Linked DNA regions of Homo sapiens: regions 2, 3 and 4 are each linked to region 1. Evidence: chromatin loops called from intact Hi-C (ENCODE). Cell type or tissue: MCF 10A. All regions are shown on one strand. Each heading gives the region's core, and the rest is flanking DNA. Links, peaks and the distances in the headings are about the cores only. Region 1 overlaps NTN4 (netrin 4). Region 2 has its middle 31 kb from the start of USP44. Region 3 holds the start of LINC02410 (long intergenic non-protein coding RNA 2410). Region 4 holds the start of NTN4 (netrin 4).

The links. Hi-C counts contacts between places; a loop is a spot of excess contacts. Peaks named below come from ENCODE experiments on the same cell type or tissue, not always from the same donor. Only the 100,000 strongest peaks of a DNase experiment are listed, where the experiment ranks them.
Region 2: it touches region 1 in a loop (2.4-fold over the local background); 4 of 110 quality-filtered maps call a loop at or near these places.
Region 3: it touches region 1 in a loop (7-fold over the local background); 5 of 110 quality-filtered maps call a loop at or near these places.
Region 4: it touches region 1 in a loop (5-fold over the local background); 5 of 110 quality-filtered maps call a loop at or near these places.

The regions. Positions count from the first base shown.
Region 1 is chr12:95,698,137-95,703,136 of GRCh38, forward strand. All of the region lies in intron 5 of NTN4 (netrin 4), which reads right to left. Among named protein-coding and RNA genes, the nearest start is that of NTN4, 90 kb to the right of the region's middle. RefSeq lists enhancers at 2,186-2,255, 2,306-2,355. In MCF 10A, for the core only: no CTCF peak of the experiment used is centred there; a DNase peak (open chromatin) is centred at 2,405.
Region 2 is chr12:95,578,386-95,586,455 of GRCh38, forward strand. No RefSeq gene overlaps it. Among named protein-coding and RNA genes, the nearest start is that of USP44, 31 kb to the left of the region's middle. In MCF 10A, for the core only: a CTCF peak has its summit at 4,296 (motif pointing right); no DNase peak of the experiment used is centred there.
Region 3 is chr12:95,799,491-95,807,560 of GRCh38, forward strand. All of the region lies in intron 2 of SNRPF-DT (SNRPF divergent transcript), which reads right to left. LINC02410 (long intergenic non-protein coding RNA 2410) reads left to right here and starts at 3,607. Exons shown (of 2, transcript NR_135016.1): 1 at 3,607-3,780. In MCF 10A, for the core only: no CTCF peak of the experiment used is centred there; a DNase peak (open chromatin) is centred at 3,691.
Region 4 is chr12:95,785,881-95,793,950 of GRCh38, forward strand. NTN4 (netrin 4) reads right to left here and starts at 4,884. Exons shown (of 10, transcript NM_021229.4): 1 at 4,375-4,884; 2 at 1,059-1,588. The coding sequence starts at 4,429. It also overlaps the pseudogene RNU6-247P. In MCF 10A, for the core only: no CTCF peak of the experiment used is centred there; no DNase peak of the experiment used is centred there.

The DNA.
Region 1 (5,000 bases), core at 1-5,000:
GGGGATCCTGGAACCAATCCCTCGAGGATACTGTGGATGGAGGAACAGGGACAACTGTAATCAATTTAAGTCTCAGTGTCTTCATTTGTAAAATAGAAAATATAGCACATAAAGCTATAACTTAGCACATAAACATTGCTAAATTACCTACCACGAGGTCTGGTCCATGACAGCCATTCACCAAATGCTCATTCTCTTCTTTATGCACCTTCTAATTTTGTCCAGACCTTCTGAAGATTTTGATATTTTCTAATTGTTTGCTTGATTATTACATGTCCTCATCAAAAGTAGAATGGTATACTATTTATTTATTCAGTGAATTACTGCATTCCACTTTCTTCTTGGAAGACATTTTAGAGAATTTCATGACCTTGTCCACTTCTCTTCCCAAATGTGACTGATTTTTATTATCCATCAATTTGTAAAGTTTTGGCTGGGTGTAGTGGCTCCAGCCTGTAATCCCAGCACTTTAGGAGGCCAAGGTGGGAGGATCACTTGAGCTCAGGAGTTCAAGACCAGCCTGGGGAACATAGTGAGACCCTGTCTATACTAAAAATAAAAAATTAAAAAATTAGCTGGGCATGATGGCACATGCCTGTAGTCCCAGCTACTCAGAAGGCTGAGGCAGGAGAATTGCTTGAGCCCAGGAGTTTGAGGCTGCAATGAGCCATGTTCATGACACTGCACTCCAGCCTGTGCGATAGAGTGAGACTCTGCCTCAAAAAAAAAATAAAATAAAAAATAATCGTAGCTTCTCTTTTTTTGATGAATTTCAATATGTGTTATTTAATCTTTTTAAAGGATTGCCTTAGTATGATTATTATGTTATGACATATCTATTTTCTCTATTTCTCTCACTTCTTAAACTCTGGTTTTACTTCTTGGATTAAAAAAAAAAAAAAAAGCTGAGATTAAAGTTTCCCAACTATTACTGCCAAGTTACTGTTCTATTTAAAGTGTGGTTTCCACAAACAGTTACTTCATATTGATTCTATGCTGGAATCATTCACAGTTGCTTTCAATATAAAACAAGGATGTCTATGTTGTTTATATGGTATAAAATGAACTCACGTGACTTTGCCAAACCTACAATTTGAAAGAAAAAGCCCACAAGTTACTATTTGAAGAGACCTCAATAACCTTTGGGAAGGAATGGACTGGTTCACAGGCACGAGAATAAACAAATGAAAGGTGCTTATGTTTTCTTACATGTGTAATTGTGGTAAGGTATTCTGGATTTAATTAGTGTAAAAATTGTACTTGAAAGATAGACTGAAATGGAAGCATCACTATACAGGAGGTAAAATGAAATAACTGTTTAAGAGAGATCAGTGCAAACGGAAATGCAGAGACTCTTCCTGAGAGCATCATGAGAAGGGGCTATTTGAGTAGAATGTGAAGAATGGCAATAGAGACTGAGGCAAGAGAGTCATCCACCCAAAGCACCTGCATCTCCAACAGCTGAGTAGTTTTCACCTAAGCCAGAAAGAAGGAAAAAAAAAAAAAGATCTGGATGATATAACCCTTTCTTTACAAAGATAGCTGGTTCATTTGGGTAGGTAGCCATGAAACCAGATGCTATCTTGGTAAATGCTTGGTTTGGGTTTTAGGGCAGAGAGACCAAGTTTATTTTTATTCACTCTGTGCTAAAGGGCAATTGACTACATTTATTTTGGCCCATCAGGGAGGAAGGAAGGGCATGCCAATCTTTCAAGAGGTTGTTTACTTTGACAGAGAATGAATTCTGCTTTCTTTTCCATTTTCTGATTTTCCTTTTAATATGGAGAAAGACTATGTAATAGTTTAAAATATGTGTCTTGGCATAAAAGTCAATAAATTTATTGTAAAGGAATTAACTGGTTGTTTCCTAAAAGGAGTTAATTCTGTTCTACAGGCATTTCTTTAAACACCTGTTTCAAACAGTGTATTCTTCTAAAGTGAGGATTTTTTTTTTTTTTTTTTTTTTTTTTTTTTTTTTTACTTAGGGTCTCAGTCTGCCACCCTGGTTGTGTAGTGCAGTGGTGTGATCATGGCTCACTGCAGCCTCAAACTCCTGGGCACAAGTGGTCCTCCTGCCTGAGCCTCCTGAGTTGCTGGGACTACAAGTGCATACCATCATGCTCAGCTAATTAATTTTTTTTTAAAGAGAGCTTATGCTAGAGACAAGACTGCTATAAGCAGTGGTTTTCAAATGCTGAGCCAAGAGGCCAAAAGGCTGAATCAGAGTCACCAACGATGCTTTTTAAAGGAATGCAGATTTCTGTCCGGACGCCCTGTTGGAGATTCTGATTCAGTGTATTCTGGGCAGGACTCTAAGATTGCACATTTTGAGTAAGTGCTCCCTGGTGATTCTGACCCACAGCCAGGTTTGGGAACCAATGACTTGAGGTGAGAGAAGTGGGGCTGTGAAAGTGGAGGCAAGACCTTGTCCAAACCGTTCTACTTTTGACTCAGAGTCTGAGTCTGACTTCCTGATGAAAAATGACCTGAGAGTTTGAAACTGGCCGTGGTGAGAATGTTTCAACCACAGAAATTGCTAAATGGTGTGAATCAGGTCAGGGTTCCCTCCCACCACGAACCCTGCCGCAAAAGCCAGTACACAATTATCTAGGAAGGTTATTCTCTTTTTTCTTTCTTTCTTTTTCTTTTCTTCCCTTTCTTTTTTCTTTCTTTCTTTCTTTTTTTTTTTTTTTTTGAGACAGAGTCTCCCTCTGTTGCCCAGGTTGGAGTGCAGTGGTGCAATCTTGGCTCATTGCAACTTCTGCCTCCTCGGTTCAAGTGATTCTCCTGCCTCAGCCTCCCAAGTAGCTGGGACTACAGGCGCCCTCCACCATTCCCAACTAATTTTTGTATTTTTAGTAGAGACAGGGTTTCACCATGTTGGCTAGGCTGGTCTTGAACTCCTGACCTCAGGTGATCTGCCCACTTGGCCTCCCAAAGTGCTGAGATTACAGGTGTGAGCCACCACCCCTGCTGTCACATTTTAAAAATATGCCTGCTATAGAAAAATCTACCTGTGTTATAGGTTACCAAAGTCACATAGGTGACTTTAAAGGTTTCAAGTGAGTTACTCTAAAAGAGACTATCCACTTTTTGAACAGAGAGATGAGATTCCTCAAAGTACCTCAGTACACAGTGAGAATTACATTCCCCTTTTTCCTTCTGTGCCTGAGCAACGAGTCACTTTGAGCCTCCATTTCTGTTCTCAGCCCTAGGTTCAGCTGGAGAGATTCATGTTTTCCCTTGTGTTTACAGACCTTAAATGCACTGTCCTTTCAAAAATTTTTTTTTCCTAAGCTGTAGAAATAAATTCAGTTTCAGTGATCTCCCCAGTCTTAAAAAAACAAACAACATCCCTGGAATCCTCAGAAGTGATTTCTTGGCATGGTAATGTGTAGTTGATTGTGCTGGGTCCAACAGTAGACTCTGATTAAGGTTGAAATAAAGAGGAAGTGAGAACAGGGATGATTTAATTGCTCACAAGAAATAAATCTATTGGCTAGAAGATTTGGTTCAGGGCCTCGTTTCTTCAGGTTTGATGAATTTATAACCATTAAGTAAAAATGTACACATAAAACCATAGCATTTAGCATGGTGCTTCTCAGGAGAGTGGGAGGAAAAATCTCCTAGAACATTCGTGGAACCAGTAAGTCCTTGGCTTAACCTGGCAGGAAACTAGCTACCTAACTGCAAACAAAACCCCAAGATTAATGCCATCAATATTTGTTGAATGAATCAACATGCCCAGGTACGTATTTTATTACATGTATCATAGATGCTGTGAGGAAGAACATCATCAATTTGTTTCATTTTCTAGATCAACTCATTAAAAATGACTGAGATTAGAAAGCTGGACAAACTGGCTGGGCGCGGTGGCTCACGCATGAAATCTCAGCACTTTGGGAGGCCGAGGAAGGTGAATCACTTGAGGTCAGGAGTTCGAGACCAGCCTGGCCAACATAGGGAAACCCCGTCTCTACTAAAAATACAAAAATTAGCTGGGTGTGGTGACGAGCACCTGTAATCCCAGCTGCTCGGGTGGCTGAGGCAGGAGAATCATTTGAACCTAAGAGGCAGAGGTTGTAGTGAGCCAAGATTGCGCCATTGCACTCCAGCCTGGGCAACAGGGAGAGACTCCGTCTCAAAAGAACAAAAAAAAAACAAAAAAAAAGAAAAAAAAAAAAAGAAATCAGGACAAACTGTATTTCAGCAATTTTACAGGAAAAAACAGAAACAGCCATCTAAGAAGTAGGGAGGGATCTTTTCAAGGAAGTCTTCCCTAAATTGTCCTCACTCACCCCCACACTCTCCCTAAGGCACTTGCTGTATCTTTTTCATTGCACTTTCCTCTTGTAAAATGGGTGGTAATAATGTTACCTACATTGAAGTGCTTTAGTGAAAGTTAAAAAAGTGAAAACATACACAGCCCTTTGAATAGTGACCAGAAAATAGTATGCACTCAATATACGTCAGCAATTACTATGATATTGTCATCATCATCACCACCACAGAGTACTGAAATGATCTATTATTATACATTTCTCCTCATCTAGAATGTAACATCTCTTAGGGAAGATCTTCTGATTTTCACAGACTTAATGTTGGCACAGGGGAAGCACTCAATAAATGTTTTCTGAACTAAACTGAGCTACAACTTATGTGCTTCTAGTAAATTTATCTCAACTGTTGCTTCAGGTTTTCAATGGTTTTTTTTTTTTTTGGTTTTTTTTTTTTTTGAGACATAGTCTTGCTCTGGAGGCTCCCAGGCTGGAGTGCAATGGCGCAATCTTGGCTCACTGCAACCTCTGCCTCCCAGGTGCGAGCGATTCTCCTGCCTCAGCCTCCTAAGCAGGTGGGATTACATGTGCCTGCCACCATGCCTGGCTAATTTTGTATTTTTAGTAGAGACGGAGTTTCACCATGTTGGCCAGGCTGGTCTCGAACTCCTGACCTCAGGTGATCCACCGGCCTTGGCCTCCCAAAGTGCTGGGATTACAGGT
Region 2 (8,070 bases), core at 1,493-6,492, 120 kb before region 1:
TGTTCCCTCTGCCTCCTTTCTTTGGCTAACGCGCTACTCATCCTTCAGCTCTGAACCGAGGTGTAAAGCCCCCTAAGACAGCTTTTCATTCCTTTCCAGGACTGGGTTTCTATTCCTTTCTAGGACATACTAGGCTATGAGAACTAGGAGGGCAAAACCCAGGTCTGTTTGGTTCAGCATTTTTTTTTTTTTTTGAGCCAGAATCTTGCTCTATTGCCCAGGCTGGAGTGCAGTGGCACAATCTCGGCTCACTGCAACCTCCACCTCCTGGGTTCAAGTGATTCTCCTGCCTCAGCCTCCTGAGTAGCTGGGATTACAGATGAATACCACCATGCCTGGCCAATTTTTGTATTTTTAGTAGAGACGGGGTTTCACCATATTGGTCAGGCTAGTCTCGAACTCCTGATCTCAGGTGATCCACCTGCCATGGCCTCCCAAAGTGCTGGGATTACGGGCATGAGCCACCGCACCTGGCCTTGGTTCAGCATTTTATCCCCAGTGATCAGCACAGTGTCTGGAGTACAAAAGGTGCTCTTGTATAAATATTTATGTAATATAATGTTTATACAAAAAGAAATATTTGTTGGATAGATGCATGAATGGAGAAAAAGACCAGGCTGGGATTTTATGCCATGCTACAGCATCTAGGGGTTTTTTTCTTATAACTGGTGGGAGCTAGTGAGGGATTTTAAGTGGGAAAGCAACATAAACATTTGCCTTTTGGAAAAGTCCCCAAGTGATGCAGATTATGACTGGGATGGGGATGAGGGCTGGAAGCTAGAAGCAGCAATATTGAAATGTTATCACAGTAATCCAGGAAAGAAATCAGGACCTGAATTAAGGTAGTGGCAGGGGGGATAAAGATGGGTTGATTTCGAGAGACAGGGACTCAGAATGATGGCATCTGGTAACTATTTGTTGGGGTGAGTAAAAGAGAAGAGTTCAAGATGACTTCCAGATTTCTTTTTTTTTTTTTGAGACAGTTTTGCTGTGCAGTTGTGTGATCTCAGCTCACTGCAACCTCCATCTCCCGGGTTCAAGCGATTCTCTTGCCTCAGCCTCCAGAGTAGCTGGGATTACAGGCAAGCACCACCATGCCCAGCTAATTTTTGTATTTTTTAGAGAGTACCACCACGCCCGGCTAATTTTTGTATTTTTTAGAGACAGGGTTTTGTCATATTGGCCAGACTGGTCTAGAGCTCCTGACCTCAGGTGATGTCCTGACCTCAGGTGATCCCCTGACCTCAGGTGATCCCCTCACCTCGGCCTCCCAAAGGGCTGGGATTGTAGGCGTGAGCTACTGCTCCTGGCCTGACTTCCAGATTTCTAACTGGATAAATGAGTGATTCACAAATACTTGAGGAGGGTCTGGAGGAGGAAGTCACAACTGAAGTTAATGAATTCCGTTTGGGAGGTGGTAAATCTGGTTACCTCTAGGTTATCCAGGTGAACCTAATAGGCAAGAGGTTAGAATTGAAGATAGAGATTTTGTCGTTAGTGTAAGAGAGGTACTTGAAAAATACAAGTGAAGGTGAGAGATCACCCAGTGACAAGATAAGAAAGTCAATGATGGAACTCTAGGGGATACTGACCTTTTTTTTTTTCTCAGATGGAGTCTCACTCTGTCGCCTAGGCTAGAGTGCAGTGGTGCTGTCTCAGCTCACTGCAACCTCCACCTCCTGGGCTCAAGGATTATAAGTGTGCACCATCACTCCCGGCTAATTTTTGTATTTTTAATAGAGACACGGTTTCACCATGTTGGCCAGGCTGGTCTCGAACTTCTGAGCTCAAGTGATCCACCTGCCTTGGCCCCACAAAGTGCTGGGATTATAGGTGTGAGCCACCACATCTGGCCAGTGACATTGATTTTTGTTTTAAGTTATTTTTAAAAATGTGGCTGGACACAGTGGCTCACTCCTGTAATCCTAGCACTTTGGGAGGCCGAGGTGGGCTGATTGCTTGAACTCAGGAGCTGGAGACCAGCCTGGGCAACATGGCGAAACCCTGCTTCTGCGAAAAATACAAAAAAATAGCTGGGTGTGGTGGCCCCTGCCTGTGGCCCCAGTTACTCAGCAGGCTGAGTTAGGAGGATGGCTTAAGCCTGAGGAGCAGAGGCTGCAGTGAGCCAAGATGGCGCCACTGCACTCCAGCCTGGGTGACAGAGGGAGACCCTGTCTCAAACAAATAAAATAAAATTTAACAACTCTTTATTGAGTATCTTCTATGTGCAAGGCACTGTGCTTAGTAGTTGTGTCTATGTATATGTAGGTGGGGAAAGGAGATTATAAGGAAATGAAAGTTTCTCAATCTTTTAGTCTCTGTTTTTCTCTCTCACCCTAACTCTGTACCTTTTATGCAACCCAACTCAACAACCAGGAAAAAAAGACAAGATCCATTCACATGTATTGCCCAGGGTGTGTCCACCCTGGTTCCTTTTCTTGCTCTAGATAATGTTTCCTGCCATTTGGACTTGCATTGATCTTGATTACCCCAAATGAATTCTTAGAACTCTTTAAGAACTTGGACTTACCTTTCAGAATGTTCTTACTCCTAGATGCTTTGAGGTAGATACCGTGCTCCAGCTCTGGTCATGAGGACCCAAACCCTGGCAGCAACTGGCTCACTCTTACAGTGGGGAACTCTTTTTTTTTTTTTTTTTTTGAAAGGAGTCTCATTCTGTTTCCCAGGCTGCAGTGCAGTGTTATGATCTTGGTGCACTGCAACCTCTGCCTCCCAGGTTCAAACAATTCTCCCACCGCAGCCTCCCAAGTAGCTGGGATTACAGGCATGCGCCACCATGCCCGGCTAATTTTTGTATTTTTAGTAGAGATGGGGTTTTTGCCACGTTGGCCAGGCTGGTATCGAACTCCTGACCTTGAGTGCACCCACCTTGGCCTCCCAGAGTGCTGGGATTACAGACATGAGCCACTGCGCCTGGCCTGGTTTGGATATTTGGTTTGCGTCTTTTGTCTAATAGCAGTCCCTCCTCCCCTGGCCCCCTGTATCCTGATATTTAGTCTTGTACCTGTGAGACAGTTTTTCAAGTCACCACTGCTGGTGTTGATCCCATATTTAACATGTAGACCACATTTAACTCTGTAAGGCTCAGACTTCCTTAGCTAGGGCGACCTTTTAGGAACCCTGCTATGGTGGGATTGATACTGTGCCTTCACTATAAGGCGATTGTAGATTAATAATTAGGATGCTTTTCTCAAAGAAATAGGGGAACTCAATATCTAATATTATTATCTTTATTAGCATTTAAATATGCTAGTAAACCAAGTTCTATCATACTAGTTACTGTCCAAGCATGCTTAAATTTGATGCCTTTTTTGAATAAGACAAGAACATGGAGATTTATTCTCAAGACATACAGAACACTTGAAAAGTCTAAACAATGTGTTAAAATGTAACAGGAAAAAAGAAGCTATGTGTGAATTTCCTGATGTGCTAAATTATTATAGATGTTTGCCTGCTTGGGTCAGAATTATTATCTCATTTCTTGTCTTTCCAGCTGCAGCAAAAATCCTCCAGAGAACCATGTTTACAGCTATGGCCACTGATGATCTTAACAATAGAAATCAGTGATCCTGTTTAGTGAATAACAGCTTACTGTTACTAGTGAATAACAGTTCATACAGTGTTCATAACATGAGCTGGCTATGAAGTGGCATCCAAGAGGAGTTAAGTGGGTATGAATGGCTTAATGAAAAATTACACTTTACAAAATACTTCAAGTCCAGCTGGTGGTAGAAGAAATCCATCTGGGAATTAAGCTCATCAGGAGTTTAACAACTATGCTAGTTTAGGTTTGCCATGACTGAATGGATCTAGAGTATAGGGTTCAGCCCAAGTACAGTGGCTGATGCCTATAATCTCAGTGATTTGGGAGGCCTAAGTGGGAGGATTGCTTGAGACCAGGAGTTCAAGACTAGCCTGGACAACAACACCCCATCTCTACCCCCGTCCCCCCAGAAAAGTTAGCCAGGTACGGTAGCATGCACCTATAGTTCCAGCTACTTAGGAGGCTGAGGCAGGAGGATCCCTTGAGTCCAGGAATTCGAGGCTGCAGTGAGTTATGATCACACCACTGCACTCCAGCCTGAGTGACACAGTGAGACCCTGTTTCTTTAAAAAAAAAAAAAAAGGTGAAACGTTCTTAAGAGTAGGAAAGCAGCATCTGTCTCCTGAGATCGAAACACTTTGTGATTTTTTTTTTCCCATGGATTTACTTCCTTAGTGCATTTTACCATAAGGGGGTGCTCTGGGATAATACTTTTCAGCACAGCAGTGGTCTCTTCTGCTCTGTTAACTGAAAAAAGGCAAGCATTTATTAATTCTGCATCCCTTCTGTATTCACTAATTTTCAAAACGTGTCCATTTACATTAAAAATATGAAAAACAATTAGTGAAAACTATTTAAAATGTAAACAACCAGTGTCTGACTGCTAAGGAAAAGACAAACATTGAAAACTCTTGTAGGGCTCAGACTTCCTTAGCTAGAGCTGACCTTTTAGGAACACTGCTATGGTGGGATTGATATTGTGCCTTTAGTATAAGGCAATTGTAGATTAATAATTAGGATGCTTTTCTCAAATAAATAGGGGAACTCAATATCCAATGAGGCTAGAGCCGGGCGTGGTGGCTCATGCCTGTAATCCCAGCACTTTGGGAGGCTGAGGCAGGTGGATCACCTGAGATCAGGATTTTGAGACCAGCCTGGTCAACATGGTGAAACTCCATCCTCTACTAAAAACACAAAAAATTAGCGAGGCATGGTGGCACATCCCTGTAATCCCAGCTACTCAGGAGGCAGAGGCAGGATAATCGCTTGAACCCAGGAGGCAGAGGTTGCGGTGAGCCAAAACCATGCCACTGCACTCCAGCCTGGGCAGCAAGAGTGAAACTCCATCTCAAAACAAAAAAACAAAAACAGAAAAGAAAAATAAAAAGAAAAAAAGAGAGAGAGAGATTAGAGTCACAGTGAACTGAAGCTGCACTGGATTTCTTCTGGTTTAGGAGAAGAAAGCCATAAAGGATTTGCATTTGTCCTTTTACTTTAGTTATTTTTTTGGTAGCATTATGTTAACTATATCTTTCCGCCGATGCTGTGGAGATTCATTATGGTTGAAATTGCTTTCTTACAAAGCTCAGTCAGTGTTAACCCATCCTTGGGGAAAAGCATAGGAATTAAGAATTACAAAGTAATTTCATTCTCACTTCTGTCACATTTATGAATCAGTTTTTAGGTTTGTGTGTGTGTTTTTTTTTTTTTTTTTTTTTTTTTGAGATGGAGTTTTGCTCCTGCTGCCCATGTTGGAGTGCAATGGCGCGATCTTGGCTCTCCACAATTTCTGCCTCCCGGATTCAAGTCATTCTCCTGCCTCAGCCTCCCAAGTAGCTGGGATTACGGGCATGCATCACCATGTCCGGCTGATTGTGTATTTTGAGTAGAGATGGGGTTTCTCCATGTTGGTCAGGCTGATCTCGAACTCCTGACCTCAGGTGATTTGCCCACCTCGGCCTCCCAAAGTGCTGGGATTACAGGCATGAGCCACCATGCCTGACCAATTTTTAGGTTTTATTCCTGTCTAATTGTGTGGGGTGAGGAGGTGGAAAGGAAACTCAATTCTGTTTGCGAGTACTTGGGAGAGGCAATCAGTAGCAATCAGCTATTCTAAGCACATGATGTTGTGAAGGGCAACAAACTCGTCAAGGCCACCAACAGGACATTTGGAGAAATGGCCACAATATGGAGGCAGGAATAGGGAGTCCTCAATGTTTGGTCAAAAGAATTCCCTGGGTTGACAGCAGCATGTTTGAAGGTGCTGGTTCCTTCCAATCTGAGTGACAAATAGCCCTGGTATACAGCACAGGGATTGGGAGGAATGTTACACCTTTGCTTATGGAGAGCAGTTCTCTCTATATACATTCTCTGAACTCATCTCATTAGGCAAAAGCAGATGAAGCTTCTTTAGTCATCTTCATGAGCATTTAACTCCATATACAAAATGAAAATTTGGCTGAGGATTTACATAATTTAACTTGGGAGATTTTATGAGAGACTAATGTCTAGTCATTGGTCTTTAGTATCCTTGTTATGCCAGTACTTTTTAAAAGTTCAAGATATATTCATCCCAATACCTACTTTTTTTTTTTTTTGAGACGGAGTCTCGCTTTTTTATTTCCCAGGCTGGAGTGCAGTGGGACGATCTTGGCTCACTGCAACCTCTGCCAACTGGGTTCAAGCAATTTTCTTGCTTCAGCCTCTCGCGTAGCTGGGATTACAGGCATGAACCACCACGCCCGGCTAATTTTTGTATTTTTAGTAGAGATGGGGTTTCGCCATGTGGCCAGGCTGGTCTTGAACTCCTGGCCTCAGGTGATCCACCCACCTCGGCCTCCCAAGCTGCTGGGATTACAGGTGTGAGCCACCGCAACCAGCTGCCAATACCTACTTTTAAAAAATACATTTTCCTGCTGGGAGCAGTGGCTCACTCCTGTAATCCCTGCATTTTGGGAGGCTGAGGCAGTTGCTTGAGGTCAGGAGTTCAAGACCAGCCTGGGCAACACAGTGAAACCCTGCCTCTACAAAAAATACAAAAAATAGCCAGGCATGGTAGTGTGCACCTGTGGTCCCAGCTATTCTGGAGGCTGAAGTGGGAGGATCACTGGAGCCTGTGAGAGCTAGGCTGCAGTGAGCTGTGATTGTGCCACTGCACTCCAGCTTGAGTGGACAGAGCCAGACTCTGTCTCAAAAACAAAACAAACAACAAAAAAAACTAAAAACATTTTTCTTAAATATTTGTTAAGTTTCATTTCCCAGAATTGGTTTTCTTTATGGGGTGTGTTTTTATTTTTCCTAGAGGTGATACAAGCAAAAGAGGAAAAAGTAGTCTTGTTAAAGGAAAATGTACATGAGCTTTTCTATCCCTTAATTTTTAGGTTTAAAATTGTATTTCCTTTGTTTTTCCCACCCATGAAAAAAAAACTCACATATTAGACTCTTGATTACAACAGAACATCCTAAGGAAAAGACTTTCTTTAAGAGTTTAATATTAGAAGTCATAGGAGATTATCAAATGGTGAAAAACTAAAACAGAAAGGAAAAAATGTTTTCAGTATTTTTTTTTTGTTTTTGCATTTTTTTTTTTTAAACAATCTTGCTCTGTCGCCAGGCTGGAGTGCAGTGGCACATTCTTGGCTCACTGCAACCTCTGCCTCCTGGGTTCAAGTGATTCTCCTGCCTCAGCCTCCTGAGTAGGTGGGATTACAGGCATGCGCCACCATGCCCAACTAATTTTTGTATTTTTAATAGAGATGGGGTTTCACCATGTTGGCCAGGATGGTCTCCATCTCCTGACCTCAGGTGATCTGCCCGCCTTGGCCTCCCAAAGTGCTGGGATTACAGGCATGAGCCACTGTGCCTAGCCTCAGTATTTGTTTTTTTTTGTTTTGTTTTTTGAGACGGAATCTTGCTCTGTCGCCCAGGCTGGAGTGCGGTGGAGCGATCTCGGCTCACTGCAAGCTCCGCCTCCCGGGTTCACATCATTCTCCTGCCTCAGCCTCCCAAGTAGCTGGGACTACGGGCGCCCACCACCACGCCCGGCTAATTTTTTGTATTTTTAGTAGAGACGGGGTTTCACCGTGTTAGCCAGGATGGTCTTGATCTCCTGACCTCGTGATCCGCCAGGCTTGGCCTCCCAAAGTGCTGGGATTACAGGTGTGAGCCACCATGCCCGGCCAGCCTCAGTATTTGTTTTTTTGCCCTGCCTTCCCATCTGTAAATGTTTTAAAATTTATTTATTTATTTTTTGCTTTTTTTTTTTTTTTTTTTTTTGAGATGGAGTCTCACTCTGTCACCCAGGCTGGAGTGCAGTGGCGTGATCCTGGCTCACTGCAATCTCCACCTCCCAAGTTCAAGCATTTCTCCTGCCTCAGCCTCCTGAGTAGCTGGGATTGCAGGTGTGTGCCACCACACCTGGGTAATTTTTGTAGTTTTAGTAGAGATGGGGGGTTTCACCATGTTGGTCAGGCAGGTCTCAAACTCCCGACCTTGTGATCCACCTG
Region 3 (8,070 bases), core at 714-5,713, 100 kb after region 1:
TACATTGAAAAGAATCCTGAAGTGGCAGGGGAGTTCCCAGTCTATTAATGACCCTATAGGAAGGGTGAAGGAGGTACAGATTATTATCTCTTACTCTGAAATTTAAAAAATCACAGCCTGCAGACTTGAGGTAATAAGTAGCTAAAGTCAGTAGCTTTGAATTCCTTTCTCAGTCTCACTGGTACGGTCTTGGATATAGCACTTTTAAATACACAAAGACAATCAAATATACTTATTGTTTCTCCGTGTGTCCTGTTTTTTGGTATACAAAAGGAAATTTAAGTGCCCCATTTGTAAACTCCAGATATCCTGCAATCAGTAAATAAATATCTTGAAAATGCAACTCATTCAAAGAAATACATCAATAGAGTCCAACAGAGAAAGGAAAACTTCCCTGTGCAAATCTGGGTGAGCCTGTCCTAAGGTGCTTATCTTTTTTTTTTTTCTTTTGAGATGGAGTCTTGCTCTGTCACCCAGGCTGGAGTGTGGTGGCGCCATCTTGACTCACTGCAGCCTCTGCCTTCCAGGTTCAAGTGATTCTCCTGCCTCAGCCTCCTGAGTAGCTGGGATTACAGGCATGCACCACCACATCCGGCTAATTTTTTTTGTATTTTTAGTAGACACGGGGTTTCACCATGTTGGCCAGGCTGGTCTTGAACTCCTGACCTCAGGTGATCTGCCCGTCTCGGCCTCCCAAAGTGCTGGGATTACAGGCATATGCTACTGCACTTGGCCCTAATGTGCTTACTTTTGATAGAAATTTTTTCCTCATTATAACCAATAACAAATAGCTAGCATTTATTGGGGACTTAATATACAGCAGGCCTTGTGCTAAACACTCTACATACAAGATCACCTTCAGACTTCTTAGTCACCCTAGGGAGAGACTGTCAATTGTCATCCTTGCTTTACAAATGAGAACTGAGACTCACCCAACTAGTAAATAATAGAGCTGAGACTGTAACCCAACCACTGGATTCCAAAGCCCATGAGTGAAACCACTGTGTTCATCATGGGTCTTTGGGAAATAACAGAAAAGCAGTTAGTAGGGCAAACCCATCTTCCAAAGAAACTGAGGCAGGAAAATAGGGTCTGGAGGCAGGGAGCATAAGGCTGACTCATACTTCAGCTATAACAGGAAATATCGTCTCCATAGGGCATAGGCTGTAAATGACTTTGTAACTTTACTTCATCCTTTCCATTTACATAGGGTGTACCTGAAGTAACCAATGGAATCCTCTAGGTATTTAAACTCCCAAAAATTCTGTAACTGGGCCTTTGAGCCTCTATGCTCAGGGCCACTCCCACACTGTGGAGCGTACTTTCATTTTCAATAAAACCCTTCATTCCTTCCTTGCTTTGTTTGTATGTTTTGTCCAATTCTTTGTTTAGGACACCAAGAACCTGGACACCCTCTACCGTTAATAAAACCAGCTTTCATTTTGGTATGGCTCCTTCTAATCTTATATCTAGCCTATATAGCCATACAATTTTTGTTCCATGTTTTCTTTACTTTTTAAATTTTTTTAGATGGAGTTTCGCTTTTGCTGCCCAGGCTGGAGTGCAGTGACGTGATCTCGGATCACTGCAACCTCCGCCTCCCAAGTTCAAGTGATTCTCCTGCCTCAGGCTCATGAGTAGCTAGGATTACAGGTGTCTGCACCATGCCCGGCTAATTTTTTGTATTTTTAGTAGAGATGGGGTTTCATCATGTTGGTCAGGTTGATCTCAAACTCCTGACCTCAGGTGATCCACCTGCCTCGACCTCCCAAAGTGCTAGGATTACAGACGTAAGCCACTGCACCCGGCCTTTCTTCACTTATTATTAAGTTATTAGAAATTCTACACAAACATCAGTTTTCATGGCCATATACTGTTCCAGTGAGTGGATCTACCTTATTATACTTTTGTGTTATTTTCAGATTTTTGCTATTATTCATAATAGTTTTATAGCTATCTCTGTTAAACATTTTGTTAATTTGAGTTTTTTTAATTTTTATTTTCTTATCATCATTAAAATGAAAATATCAGCTCAAAGAAAAGTTACATTTAGGCCACATTGTCAAATTTCTCTCCAAAAATGCTGCATCCATCTGTACAACTATCACTAAGGTATGGTGCCTATTTCACCTCACCCATACCAGCATTGAATATTATACTTTAAAAGTATAAATTTTCCAATTTAGTATGTGAAAAGTGATATTTGTATTAGTATTTCTTTTATTAGATTATATGTAAAATTGAATTTTTTTCTTTGCTTGCTAATCAGTTTTATTTCACCCTTTTTACTAATTATCTAAGATGGAATGAATTTCCAATTTCCTAAGGAAGTTAGACCTTTCTCCATTTCTAATATATGCGTTTAATGCTACAAATTTCCCTCTAAGCACTGCTTTTGCTGTGTCCTGTGAATTTTGATAAGTTGTACTTTTATTTACATTTAATTCAAAATATTTAAAATTTTCTCCTGAGATTTCTTCTTTGGCTCATGAGTTATTTAGAAACACATTGTTTAATTTGCAGATATTTGGGGATTCTCCAGCTAACTTTTCTGAGATCATATTTTGTATAATTTCTATTCTTTTAAATTTGTTAAAGTATGTTTAATGGCCCAGCATATGGCCTATCATGGTGTATATTTCTTGTGAATTTGAAAAGAATGTGTAATTCAGCTGTTATTGAAGTATTTGATAAACGTTCACTAGGTCAAATTGACTGATCTGTTCAGATCATCTATAGCTTTACTATTTTCACCCTTTTCAAATGATAGTCACTGTTAGCAACTAGTAAACAACAGAAGAGAAAAGTAAATAGGAAACTAATTACACTTTTAGTGTATATTGTAGGAAACAGACTGCCATGCATGCTTTCCATGAAGTTTTTGGTTTGTATCTATTACCTCTTTCCACAATGAAGAGGATGTAAGAGAGGAAAAGCAGGGTAAGAGGGTGAGCCAGAAACACAGAAGAAGTTGTTGAAAGGACACACCAAACACATCACCAGTCTGAGATTTTTTCCATATTTTATGTAATGCTTTCATGCCTATTGAGAAAATAAATGCTTGTTGATGAAGATTTTAATCTTTATTGGCGTTCTTTGGAATTCTTGTTTTTTAACACAAAAGTGATAGTATAACTCTTTTAAAAGACATCTATATAATCTTATGTTTTGAACTGGCTCTCTTTTCACTGAAAAATACCAAAAACTCACAGTTATAGAGTTGGAAGGGTAACTGTAGTACAGAAAGTTTGGCCAATTACATAGTGTTACAGTTTTAAGAGCTGCTTCCAAAGCAATCACACTATTCGGAAAAACTTTTTCATAACAAATGTGTTCTTCCTTTAAAATGTAAACAATGAGCCAATCTTAGAAGCAAACATTGACCGCAGAGTCATATCAAGTCCGTTGTTATAAGTACTTTAGTTTTAACAGTGCAGAAACGTGAAGGATAGGTTTACTTTTTAACTCCAACCCTGTTCAAAGATCACTTATTGGCCTCTGAAGGCACAGGTGGCATGCCTGTTATAGTTTAACAGGTAGCCTCTGGGTGAGGTATAGTAGTTCAGATAACTTTGGATGCTTTGGATGCTCTCATGTGTGGCAGTATGCACTTGCTAAAACATTCTCCTCTCTGGGTCTGGAAGCCTAGAGTCTATATCCATATGAGGCACTGGGCAGGTATTCCAGACTTCTGAGTCATGGATGAAAAATGCCATCTTGCAACTGACACAGCAATTCCTTTGCCAAGAAATCATCATATCCTTAGTTTCTTATGTTGAGGTAAATATTCAAGTTCTTGGTAAATAAGGTAGATTTTCTATTTGCAACCTATATCTGAGTATTCATCCTTTTGATAACAAAATTTACAGGGAATATTTTTTCTATCAGAGGCACCGTTAATTATACTAGGCTCTCAAAAGAATTCCAGATTCGCCTCAAATACCAGCAACTCAATTCTATTCCACTACTCAGATCTGTTGGGTTGGGTTGAATTGGAATTGTATTACATTTATAGTTAATTTAAGGAGTATTTACATCTTTAGGGAATTTAGTTTACATTTTTATGAACATCATATATTCTCCATGTATTTAGGTCCTCTTAAAGACATTTCAACAAAGTTGCCTAATTTTCTACATAAAAATCTTGCCAATCATTTATTAGATTTATTACTATACATATTTTTGATTATTTTTATATATGATATATTTTTAAAAGTAATATTTCTTAATCTTTGCTGTATGGGGATGTCATTGATTTTTGTCTATTGATCTTATATCCAGCAACCTTACTAAATTCCTAATTCTAATAATTTGTAGTCTCTTATGCCTAACTCCATGTTTCCATATAAACAACCATATTGTGTACATTTAGGGACCATTTATTTCTTCTTTCCAATCTTTACAATTTTTATTTGTTTTTCCTTTCTAATTACACTGGCTAGAATATGTAGTACATTTTGAATAGTCACAATATTGGAGGACTGGTGATTTCCTTTATTATCTTTGTGAGGCAAACAATATGCTTTAAAATGTTTGTTTTTTAGCTGGCAACTAGATGTTTTGTACCGAGAGAATTCAAGCTATGTAATCTGCACTATTGCTAGAGTCATTTCTTTTCTTAACTCTTTTCTCCTATGTTTACCTTCTCTACTAGTTGATTTGCCCTTTACACACTCTAAGTCCAAGTTTTACATTTGCTTTTCTCATTTCTAATGGTGTACTTTTGTGAAATTGAATATTGATTGTAGAATCTCCTACCAAGAACTTTTTTCTCTTTTCAAATTATTATACTTCTTAATATTCATGGCTTCTAGAAAGAATTAAATTTAAAAATAAAATTTACCTTCAAAGACAATGAGATGACCATGGATCTACCAAATGCTTTCATGAAATGTTCTTTATTTTTTCCTACAATATTCTCAGTACTTCCAAATGTGCAGGTTGCTCTGCTGCACAATGTTGGGAATGCCATTCACATCATGTGAGTAGCAAGCCCTGGGATTCTGCAGCACGCAATCTTCAAGGCTGACTGTGGTAGCCCCGCCTCTGCATTTCACTTTTCCGTCTAATTAGGACTGTGGGGTCTCTCAAGCAATTAGTGATAATCTACTAATGCCTAACTCCAGAAACAACTCTAAATGTGTTTCAAAAAAATTTCTACTTTTGGCTGCAAGCAGAAAAAATATCATGTCTGGGAGATATGTTATGATAATACAGCTTTAATAGGCAACCTCATTCCATGCCAAATCAGTGTTGATACAATATTCTTTTGTTTAGTATTATGTAATTAAGTAAATTGTCACTTCTGTTTCTATAAACACAATTAGGACGAGGTAAAAAAATGGGAAGAGAGGGGAGGAATTCATTTTGGAGAAAGAATCAACATAAAAGTAATATAATTACAACTCTCATTAGTAGTAATAATAATACTTGTGATGAGATGATAATGGTAAGGTAGTAATGATCATCATGATCATCACCATCATAATGATGCTGATATGCCCATGAATCCAAGTTGTTCGGCTTAGTTCCAAGTTTAAGCTGCATTATAGTTTAGTTTCTGCCATAAAAATTTCTTCAAAGCAGAGAGGGAGAGGATTTCATAGCATAGCTTCTGCTTTCTCACTAACAAATGATATATGTCAAACTTACAGTGACACAAGATTGCCAATTATATTATAACTTTATAAACTCTCATCCCATGTACAAGCAAGGTCAAAAATTAATTTTATCCGATTGAAACCAGAAGCTTTCTTTAGAAAGGCAGGTCTTTAGTTAAATACTAAAAAGGGCAAAGACTATAGCCAGTTCATTTTTTAGCTGCATATCTAGAGTTTTAAGTTACATATATATAATATACATTATAGGTAATATGGAGAGACTATAGATAGACAGATAGATAGATAGATAGATAGATAGATAGATAGATAGATAGACACCTATATATAGTATATGTATTTGTGGAATATCTTATTCATTCAGTACTGGATAGCACAGGTCTAGACCTCACAGGGGGTAATACCACAAGGGGAATAATGTGTGCAAAGTGCAGAGTAAGTGCATGTAAATAGCTTGCACTAGCAGAAAAAAGCACTGCAAGGAGCCAAAAGAAGAATATAAATCAATCGTGATCCTGGTAGAATAAAGTTGAGATGCTCTGGCATATTTGCAAGTAATGATACTAGTGAAAGAGCTAAACAGAAGGCAAAAATAGAGACCACAGGTTATAAGAAAAAGTTATGCACAGTCAAGAGTTGGAAAGCAACTTAACTTAAAAAAAATAAAAACCATCTACCCTGGCAGTGTATAAGGCATACTAGGCTTGCTGCTAATACGAAGTAGCCAGGGATATTTGTCTTTCTATCACTGGTGCCAGGCACAGGGTAAGTTCTCAATATATATTTGTTCACAATGGAGGAAGAGTGATCGGTTAGATAGCTATGTGGCCTACTTAAAAATACCACACTTTGCCAACGTCACATGTGGTTCAAGAAAATCTGTTTCTGAGTTGTTTTTGTGGGTGTGGTTCACAGACAATATTGGTGACACATCAGGAAAGATGGCAAGCAGAACGAGAACTAGTGCTACAAAAAGTGATCTCACTGTAACAGCATGGGTGGGCCTGGAAGTCAGTTCTCATGCAACCCCATTAGTTCTAGAAAGTTCTCATATGACTAAGAAAAAGCTGACAGGAATCAAACAGATTTCATCATTAAGCAAACAGAAAACATCAAGTAAGTAAGGGAAAATGTCGAATGAGGTTAGGAGGAAACAATTTTAGATACTTTTATAGCCTCCGGCCTCTTTCATTCCCTTTCTCAATCAGCTCTCCTCCTATCCCAACCCATGACCCTCTCCTACCCTTACCCCAGGAACACTAACAGAGCAGGGATGTTTCTGTATAATCCATTCAAGAAATTGCACAAGATCACCTAAGAAGAGGCTGCTATAGTCTGAATGTTTGTGTTCCTCCAAAATTCATGTGTTGAAACCTAACCCCCAAGGTGATGGTATTAGGAGGTGGAAGGTGATTGAGTCACCTCATGAATGGGATTAGTGCCCTTAGTACTGGAGAAAGCCTGTTTGCCCTGTTCACACCCTTCTGCCATGGGAGGATTTCTTGAGAAGGTGTGATTTTTGAAGCAGAGAGGGGACCCTCACCAGACATCTAATCTGCTGCTGCCTTGATGGTGGACTTTTCAGCCTCCAGAACTATGAAGAATAAATTTCTGTTGTTTATAAATTACCTAGTGTAAGGTATTTTGTTATAGCAGCAGGAACAGGAACCTCTGCTTCTAAGACAGAGGCAGAGCCAGGATTTGAAAAATTAGATGCCAGAGCTCCTGGTCATTATTATTGTACTAAACCAGATCATGCAGTAGTAACACTACTGGCAGAAAGCAAAATGCCTTCAAAGCCATTTTCTTAAAATTCTGTCATGAAGCAGCAATTATCCTTCAACTCATTTTTTTTTTTTTTTTTTTTTTTGAGACGGAGTCCCACTCTGTCACCCAGGCTGGAGAGCAGTGGCATGATCTTGGCTCACTGCAACCTCTGCCTCCTGGGTTCAAGCAATTCTTCTGCCTCAGCCTCCTGAATAGCTGGGACTACAGGCATATGCCACCACGCCCGGCTAATTTTTGTAGTAGAGAAGGGGTTTCAATGCATTGACCAGGCTGGTCTTAAACTCCGGACCTTGTGATCCGCCTGCCTCGGCCTCCCAAAGTGCTGGGATTACAGGCGTGAGCCACTGCGCTCAGCCTCAACTCAGTCTTTAACCAAAGGTTGCAACTTTCTTTACCAGCAAAAGCCACCTAAAAATTTTAAAATCACCCACCAGTAAAAAACAAGAAAACAACCAAGATTCTGAACTCTCCAACAATGAAGAATAGAGGAGGGAGAGGGCAGGGTGAACATGTTACTCCCACTAAGCCTCATTCATAAAATGGGAGTAATAATAACACATATCTTAGAAGATTGTGGTAGGATTAAATACATTAATTAAAGCACTCAGAATAATGCTTGACACATCATACGCATTTAATAAAAATTAACTATTATTTATCTTTT
Region 4 (8,070 bases), core at 1-5,000, 88 kb after region 1:
CATTTTGAGCTAGATAATTTTTGGTTGGGGATGGGGTGGGGAACGCTATTTTGTGCATCGTCTGAGGTTTAGCATCATCTCTGGCCTCCACCCACTAGATGCCAGTGGTGTTCCTCCCCCTAGCAAAAATGTCTCCAGATATTTCCAAGTGTCCCAATGTCCCCAGGGAAGAGGAGCCAAAAATCACCCCTAGTTGAAAGCCACTTATCTAGTCTGTATATTCATGACATGGACCAGAATTAGAATGATTATACTCTCCTCTCTTTTTCCTGAATCAGTATTTCTTCATCTACTTATTGAAGTATTATATTCTCTTAATCTGCTTTTATTCAGTTTTCTCTGTTCTCATACACCTGAGGGTTGGGGGGAGCCTTTCAAGGTATTGCCACATAAGTTAAGAAGAGCTAAAAAGAGACCTGTTTCTCCCTTAGGAGAAAGGAATATTAAAGAGAAAACATTCCACATAGAAATTGGATCAGTAGCTAATGAGGCTGTTTTGCAGAATGAGTTTAAGATGGCCTAAGCTGAAATTCATGTGTCTGTGAGCCCAGAAGAACCTTTGTATGTTAAAAGAAACTACTTTCATTTGTTTGCTACTGTCATACAAAAGTATCCTTCTGTCAAACAGATTTTTTTTTCTTTCTTGGCTTTGTTTTTATTTACTTCCTATTTATATTAACACTATCAGGAAGATACCCGTGTGGGCTCCAGGAACAGACTGTCTCAGTAACTCTTCCCCCTTCAGAAGCACAGTAAGTAGTCCCGAGAACTGAAGCAATGAGGAGCCTCTAGAGTGATGATTTGTGTCTGCTCTTTTTTATATGTGAAAAATTTGAATCTTAGAATACTGACTTAAACCCAGCCAGTGGGCAATCTGCTTGAAAATGACTACACATTCATATGTAAGGGTAAGAAATAATTTATGACAAATAAATCTCATGAAAAATTCTAATTTCATTCATGTTGCTACAAGTATAGCTTCATGCTTTAAAAAAAAATGCGGGCTGGTAACATTTTTCTATCTTACTTACAGTGTAGAGTTAAACAGGTGCCCTTACCTCTCCTCCAGTGCATGGAAAAGGACTGGAGTATTTAGAAGTACAAATAGCGCCCTTCTTGACAACATCATCTTCCAGGCCAAATGTAGCGGAGCAGTTAGTCGCAAAGTACTTATAAGGCTTCCATGTTTTCCCAAAGTCCTGGGAGCGGTCCAGCACCATGGCAGCCGGCCTGGGGGACTTGAACATCACAATTAGGTGAGTGAAGTAGAATTCAGCTTCCAGGTCTAACTGGATCTTTTCTCTGTGCACATCCTCCGCAGACTGCCACCATGTGCGAGGAAACCGGAAGGATGAGTCTGCCATGGCAGATGGCAGGTGAGCCAGGTGAGGATAGGCAGCATTGCACTTGTCACATTTGGGCTGCCGACAAGTCAGATCCGTGTTCTCACTGTAGAAGCAGTACAGTTCGGTAGCATTCTGACCGCAGGTGGTGTCTGCCCAGAGTTTTCGCCCCAAAGCCAAATTTCCCATCCGAGGGTTGCAGGCTTTTTCACAGCGGGAACTCACTCCAGCTACTCCACTCAGTCCTAAGAAAGGGAAAGCATGCATGATGCAAGACAAACCCATCTGGAAAGCTCTTTTGGCCACCTAGTCCATCAACAACAGTCAAGGATCTCCCCAAAAGCGCTTGAGACTTTCGATAAATGGCAAATTCTACCATGCTCCACCATGTTCCTGTTTGAGCATGAACACTGTTCTGCATTCACAATGCATTCGTGTATGCGTGTGTGTGTGCGTGTGTGTGTGTATTTGCTTTTCATGTTCAGATGTAAAATTCACATCACAGAAACAAACACTTTAGGCAGAGGGCAAGAGGAGGGAAAATAGAACCACCAGGGTGAAGATTATTGGCCTAAAACTTTTCAAGTACTTTGCCTTATAAATGTTTTCTGTATTTCAAATACATTGATGTGTTTTTGAAGTCATGACTATTGAAAAACCATAATGTTTTTAAGACCACCTAAGTTAGTCTTTCAAATTTAATGTGAGTCCTTCACATGATTTAACATGTTTATTATGAGAATGTATTTAGAAGGAAATGTGGAATTCTATTTTCTTTATATTTTTAAGCCAGGGAAGGGATAAATTCCCTAGGAAAAGCAATATGAGATATTTAATAAATATACAATGGGTCCTCATTTAGAGGGAGGCAAAGCTAGAGACCTTTGGAGTTCAGATGTGCACTATCAGTTTCTAACATTACATAAACATAACTAAGAAAAAAACTCTCTGAACTGCCAAATGGCAGAAAAGCTTATTTTACATGCTGTCTCTTCAGGGTTTCTACCTGTGACAGGTTATAGAGTAGTTAACTGTTTGCTTAACAGGAGAGTGTCTACAGTCTGGCAGCCACTAACAGCACCTTTAAATATTATCTGTGAACTACAAGACCTTCTTTAAAAAACACACTTTTCCTCCCAAAGGTCCAACAGACTTTAATGTTTTAAAATGACTTAAAATGATAAACATTATCCACTTATTAACATTCTGAGTACATACTATAATCCTTTGATTTGCGTTTGTCATTTTAATTGTGAATACCTTAAGCAAAAATCATCTATTTTAAAGGTTAAAACAGAGGGGGAAAGAGGGAAAAGGAAATCAACCCTTAAATTCTGGCTAATTGAATGTTTCTGCTGCTTAAGAAGCAGTACCTCTGAACTGTTGTCATAGTAAGGATTGGAGGAGGCCAAATGACAGCTTAGGCTGCAACAGAGACATTTCACACACTGACAATGGCCAACCCCACGAAGCCTTGCAACTAAAGGGCTTCCTTAGGCATTATTTTTTAAATGTCAAATTAAAGTGTGCATTATGCCTGGGTTCTGTTTGCCACTTTTCTCATTAGCTGGGGCAACAGTTGCTTGTGGCCAGAAGCACACAAACACACAATGTGCTATGACTCACCTGTAAAAAATTTCAAGGAAAATCATATACTGCCTGTACAAGTATTTTTGACTTGAAACACTTGCCTTGTGATGTTTATTTACAACCTTTCAATGGCTTGCATGTTTTTGCCATAATATGGTTTGAGAAGGAAAAGGTTTTTTTTAAAGCTCATATTTTAAGAGTGCAAGAATTAAAGTAAAATCTTAGGCCTTTAATAGGTCCCTGGGAAAAATATCCAATAATTTTAAATGCCCCTAAACTCCTAAGTCCAGAAAAGATTTGAGCCAGATAAAGAATCCATGGGGCAAAATACTTGGAGTCACTCAAGGGACTATTCAATGATACTAAGGATGCTCCTGTGACTTGGACTGGTTTGGGATGCAGACTGGAAAGCCTGGATTTTGCTGGGTGCCAGCGGCCCTCAGGGAAGAGTGGAAGCCCAAGGGAGGAGATGCGTGCTACAATGTTCTGTAGCCACCAGCGCATCCCTCTAGCCCAGGCGCCCCTTTCTGAAGCAGTCAAGATCCGCACGAGAGACTGGATGTCTGCAGACTCCCTCACATCTCTCCCCCTCACCTACAGGGCTGCGCTTACGCCTAACTGGAAACCAGGTGACCCGCAAGAGGGAGGGAGAGGAGCAGAAGGGGCTCCCGAATACAGAAACCACGAGCCAGGAGCCGGTGGCCTAGGGCAGCCCAAGAAAGCCAGGATGGGAGTGGGAGGGAGAGGGCATCTGCCGACGCCGACGCCGGTTGTCCAGTTACCGAGCCAGGGAGCAGACCCGCCTCCGACCTCCCGCAGAGTCTCTGCCAGGGTACCAATTCCCCAGGGGCGGCCAGCCAGCTCAATGCAAGCCCGGGGTGATCACCACCTATCGTCCAAGCCAGGAGTCCCACTGCGTTCCAGTCACTGCTCCGGGGAGAGGGCGCTCAGCCCTGCCCCAGGTGTCCTTACCTGGTTCTCTAGTACCCAGCACCAGGTCAGGGACACCAGCGATGGGCTTCTACCAGAGACCGGCCCCAGCCCACGCGCGCCCAGGGTCGCTGGGCCACCCCTCCTCATCATTCCTTAGGCCATGAAGTGCCGGGGGATGGCGAGCTGGGTCCTTTGTTCCCTCACCAAGTGGAAAAGCAGTTTTTTAACAAGCCAAACCAAGAAAGAAACCCCGGTCGCAGTATCCCCGGCAGGGCGCACCCAGGATAGCTGGTTATCCAAGCGCATGTGTATCCCAGTTGTAAAAATAAATCAATAGTATTTGAAACTGCGGAGCCCCGGGGAAAGGAGGCGGAACATGGCCACTCATTTCACCCTCGGGAGCAGCGCTCTGCGCTCGCAGCCCTGGCTCCCCTGCACCCCCGAGTCCCGAGATGGGTTAGAGAAGCAGCGAGGGAAGGGGTGGGGGCCCCGCCGCGTCACCACCCACCTGCGGCCACCACCGTGCAGCCCCAGAGCAGCAGCAGCCGCGCGCAGCTCCCCATGGCCGGGAGGAGCCGGGAGCAGCCGGGCCGGGCGGGTGCCGGAGGGAGCCGAGACCTCTGGGCTGCGGGATGAAGCGCCGCCGTCCTCGGGAGGGAACGGGGCCCTGGTTTCTTCCTCCTCCTGGGGCGCCGGGCTCGGTCAGCGGTCGCCGGCAGCTGGGAGCCAGGGGCCGGGACCGCGCGGGGAGGTGGGGTGACCCTCGCGCACCGGCCTGGCGGGTCCCGGGCACCTGGGGGGCGGCGGGAGCCCCGGGACCATAGCCGGCCTGGCTGCGCTGCCCCGCGGAGCGGCCCTGCGGGCTCGTCTGCCGCTAGCCCGGGGCTCGGCGCCCGCAGCCGCCGCTGAACTTTGCGAGACCTTTCACTTCCCGGCCGCCGCCGCCGCCTCCTCCTGGGCGTCCTCCTCCGCTTTTCCCACCTCTTCTGGCTGCCCCGGCTCCGTCCCGTCCTTCTCCACGGGCAGTTCCATGCGATGCATTTTTATTGCACCGACGCCGCGGCGCTCCGGTGCCAGCCCTCCTCCCCTCGCACCTCCACCCCTTCCTCCCGCCCGCCCCCCGCGCTTGACAGCCCGGGCGGCGCAGCCCGCGGGATCGGATCGCCGCTGCCGCTGCCGCCCGGGGGGGGGGTCCCCCGCGCCCCGACCGACGCCCCCGACGCCCGGCTGCCCGCTGGTCCCGGTCGCCTCAGCCTGGCCCCCGGCTGCCCTGGCGCCCCTCCTGGCCCGCGCCCTGCATCTCCCTAGTGACCCCCCTGGTGCCCTGCAGCACCCACAGGCCTCCCCTGGGAAGCAATCTCCCACCTTCTCCCGGAACATTCCTAAGAGCAGTAGACTCCCTCTAGATCAGGTCAGGGCATGCCAAGGGGCTTAAAAAACCGCGAAACAGGCTAGCGCCTACTTCCCACATCCCCCAGCGAAACAAGCCCTCCCTCCTCCTCCAGCCACCCCCTCTCGGGGAGTCCCACGACCCGGGGACGGAACACCCCAACCCAGCCCCGCGTCACCCGCACTGAGAGCGCGCCAACTGCTAAGCGGCGTTCGCCGCTTCTCTGCTGCCTTTTGCGGGGGTAGGGGGATGTCTCGGCTAAACAATCGCTGCCTACATGATCCGAAGGTGTGCCCACTTTGGTGTAAGAGGTATTGCCTAACTCAAACTCAAGGTGCTGAAAGAAAAGGGTCACAGGATTAGCTAGTCGGCAGTGTAAGAACATCGTTGTCCAGAGGCAGGGCAAGGGCACGACAAAGGGAACTCTTCGGTCCTTCCAAGCGTTCTCCCTTTATAGAGTATGCCGTGCTGTGAAACAGTGTTAGGAACTAACTTATGGGGAGCAATTTAGTAGCAACCACACGCAGCTAATTGCAGATAGGATTGCTCAGGGCTGGTGCTTCTGGAAAGAGATTAAATAGCAGCCGAGTCTGAGATTTTTGCAAGTTCTGTGAAAATATAATTCTACTTACACATCCAGGGAAACTGGCAAAAGTTAAGTCGACAGCAATTTTGTATTGCAGTGCTCATTTTGTTCCTTTGAATATTTTCCAGAAAATTAACTACGTTCCAGATACCATTTAGTCGTTGTGTCTGTTACAGATGAGGATAATTCAGAGCTTTGGGATACATGTAGATATTATTTACAATGACCCAGCCAGGAACATATAAGAAGTTTATATCTCCCAGGGGGATCTGGGTTGAGGTCAGCATAATCCATTTGGGCGACATTAAAATTATTCTTCTGGCCAACAGAGGAAAGTAGCAGAAGGTGTGGACAGCAATTCATGTAGCATCACCTGCTTTAGAAAATAAACGCTTTGAGTTCCCAAATACTGGCAATGGTGGGGCTTTCTTCATATCTCCTAATGGAGCCATTGAAACACCTCTCCAATTAATCTTTTTACCAAATAAATGATAGGAAACTATAACAGCCAAAGGTTCTTAGCATAAATGTTAACTTAATAGCCAAGGCAAATTAAACAAAGGGGTGGATGCACATTTATTATTAACTTCTGAGTCTAGTATATTTAGGCAGAACTAATCCATTTCTGTTTTTTAATTAACAAATAAACTTGTATGTATTTATCATGTACAACATGATGTTTTGAAATATGTATACAGCGTGGAATGACTAAATCTAGCCAATGAACATATGCATTTTTGCATATTAACATGCATTTAAGAATACACTCACTGTCTTAGCATTTTTCAAGAGTACAATATATTGCTAAAAATATAGAATGCTTCACAAATTTGTATGCCATTCTCATGCAGAGGCCATGCTAATCTTCTCTGTATTGTTCCAATTTTAGCATATGTGCTGCCAAAGCAATCACAGAACTACTCCATATCTCATTACAAATTTCAAAGCCATTTACTGTCTGCACGAATCCTGCATTGATAATATATTTCTTTGCTGAATAACTGGCTCTTATTTCCTTTAACAAGACAGAAAGCTCTCTAATGGTAGAACAGTCTTTAATATTCAGTTTATACAAAACATTACTATGTTTTTCTGATATTTTTCCTTATTCTTAGCCAAGAACACCTACAATAAGTGTTCATTACATGTTTTTGACTGAGTTGTGTTAAAACTATTGTTATATACTAAGGGGCTAAGGAGACTAAGGACTAAGGAGAAAACCAGTTATATCACAATGATTTCCCATATTCAAAAGGAATCTGCACATTCGACACCAATACTATCTATATGAAAAGCTCAGGAGAGAAAAATAGTCAGCATTCTAATAAACATCATTTGCTTATATAGTCCAGTTTAGTTACAAAGGATATTTTCATTTTGAAGAAGCTATCCAAGAAAAGGTTACCTACATAAGAAAAATCTTGGATAAGTATATTATTGCCTATGATTTTGTTTTTGAAAACATCAGTCATGGATTCAGAATATTTTGTAATTTTATGAATTAGTAGGAAGCTTAGCAAACTTACAGAATTTCAATAACAATTCCCAGAAACCACAAAATTGATAAGTTAAATCTAGAATATTCCTGAGAACTTGAAAGGAAGTTAAAAGGGTCTTTAAAAAGTAAAATAAATGGCATAGCCAGGCGTGGTGGCATATGCCTCTGGTCCCAGCTACTTGGGAGGCTGAGGTGGGAGGATAGCTTGAGCCTGGGAGGTCGAGGCTGCAGTGAGCTGTGTTGGCACCACTGTACTCCAGCCTGGGCAACAGAGTGAGACCTTGTCTCAAAATAAATAAAATAAAATAAATGGCAAAACTCTTTGCACCAAAGACTTTACTCACAGGAGAGCCCTTCAGGACCTCACTTAAATCATTCATGTATTTTTATTAAGTTTGGTTATGACATCTTTCTAGATCACAGCCTATTAGAAGTAACAGATTAGAATGGAGCAGGATGTTATTAAAGACAGGGGATAAACTGAGGCAATCCAGTAATGAGAAGGATGGGAAAACTCTAAAAAGCAGCCATAAGTACAAAAACAAAACCAAAACATCCACAGCAGTCTGAGGCCTTCTAGTGCAGAAACAAAGGACGAAAAAGCTATAAAGGCATCACTCTCCGGTAACTTAGTAGAGTAAGTGAGGTTCCTAGTGGAGCGTAAGACATTCAGAATCAGGAGGGACCCTTGAGCCCAACTTCTCACTCCATCAAAACCCCTTTCCACAAA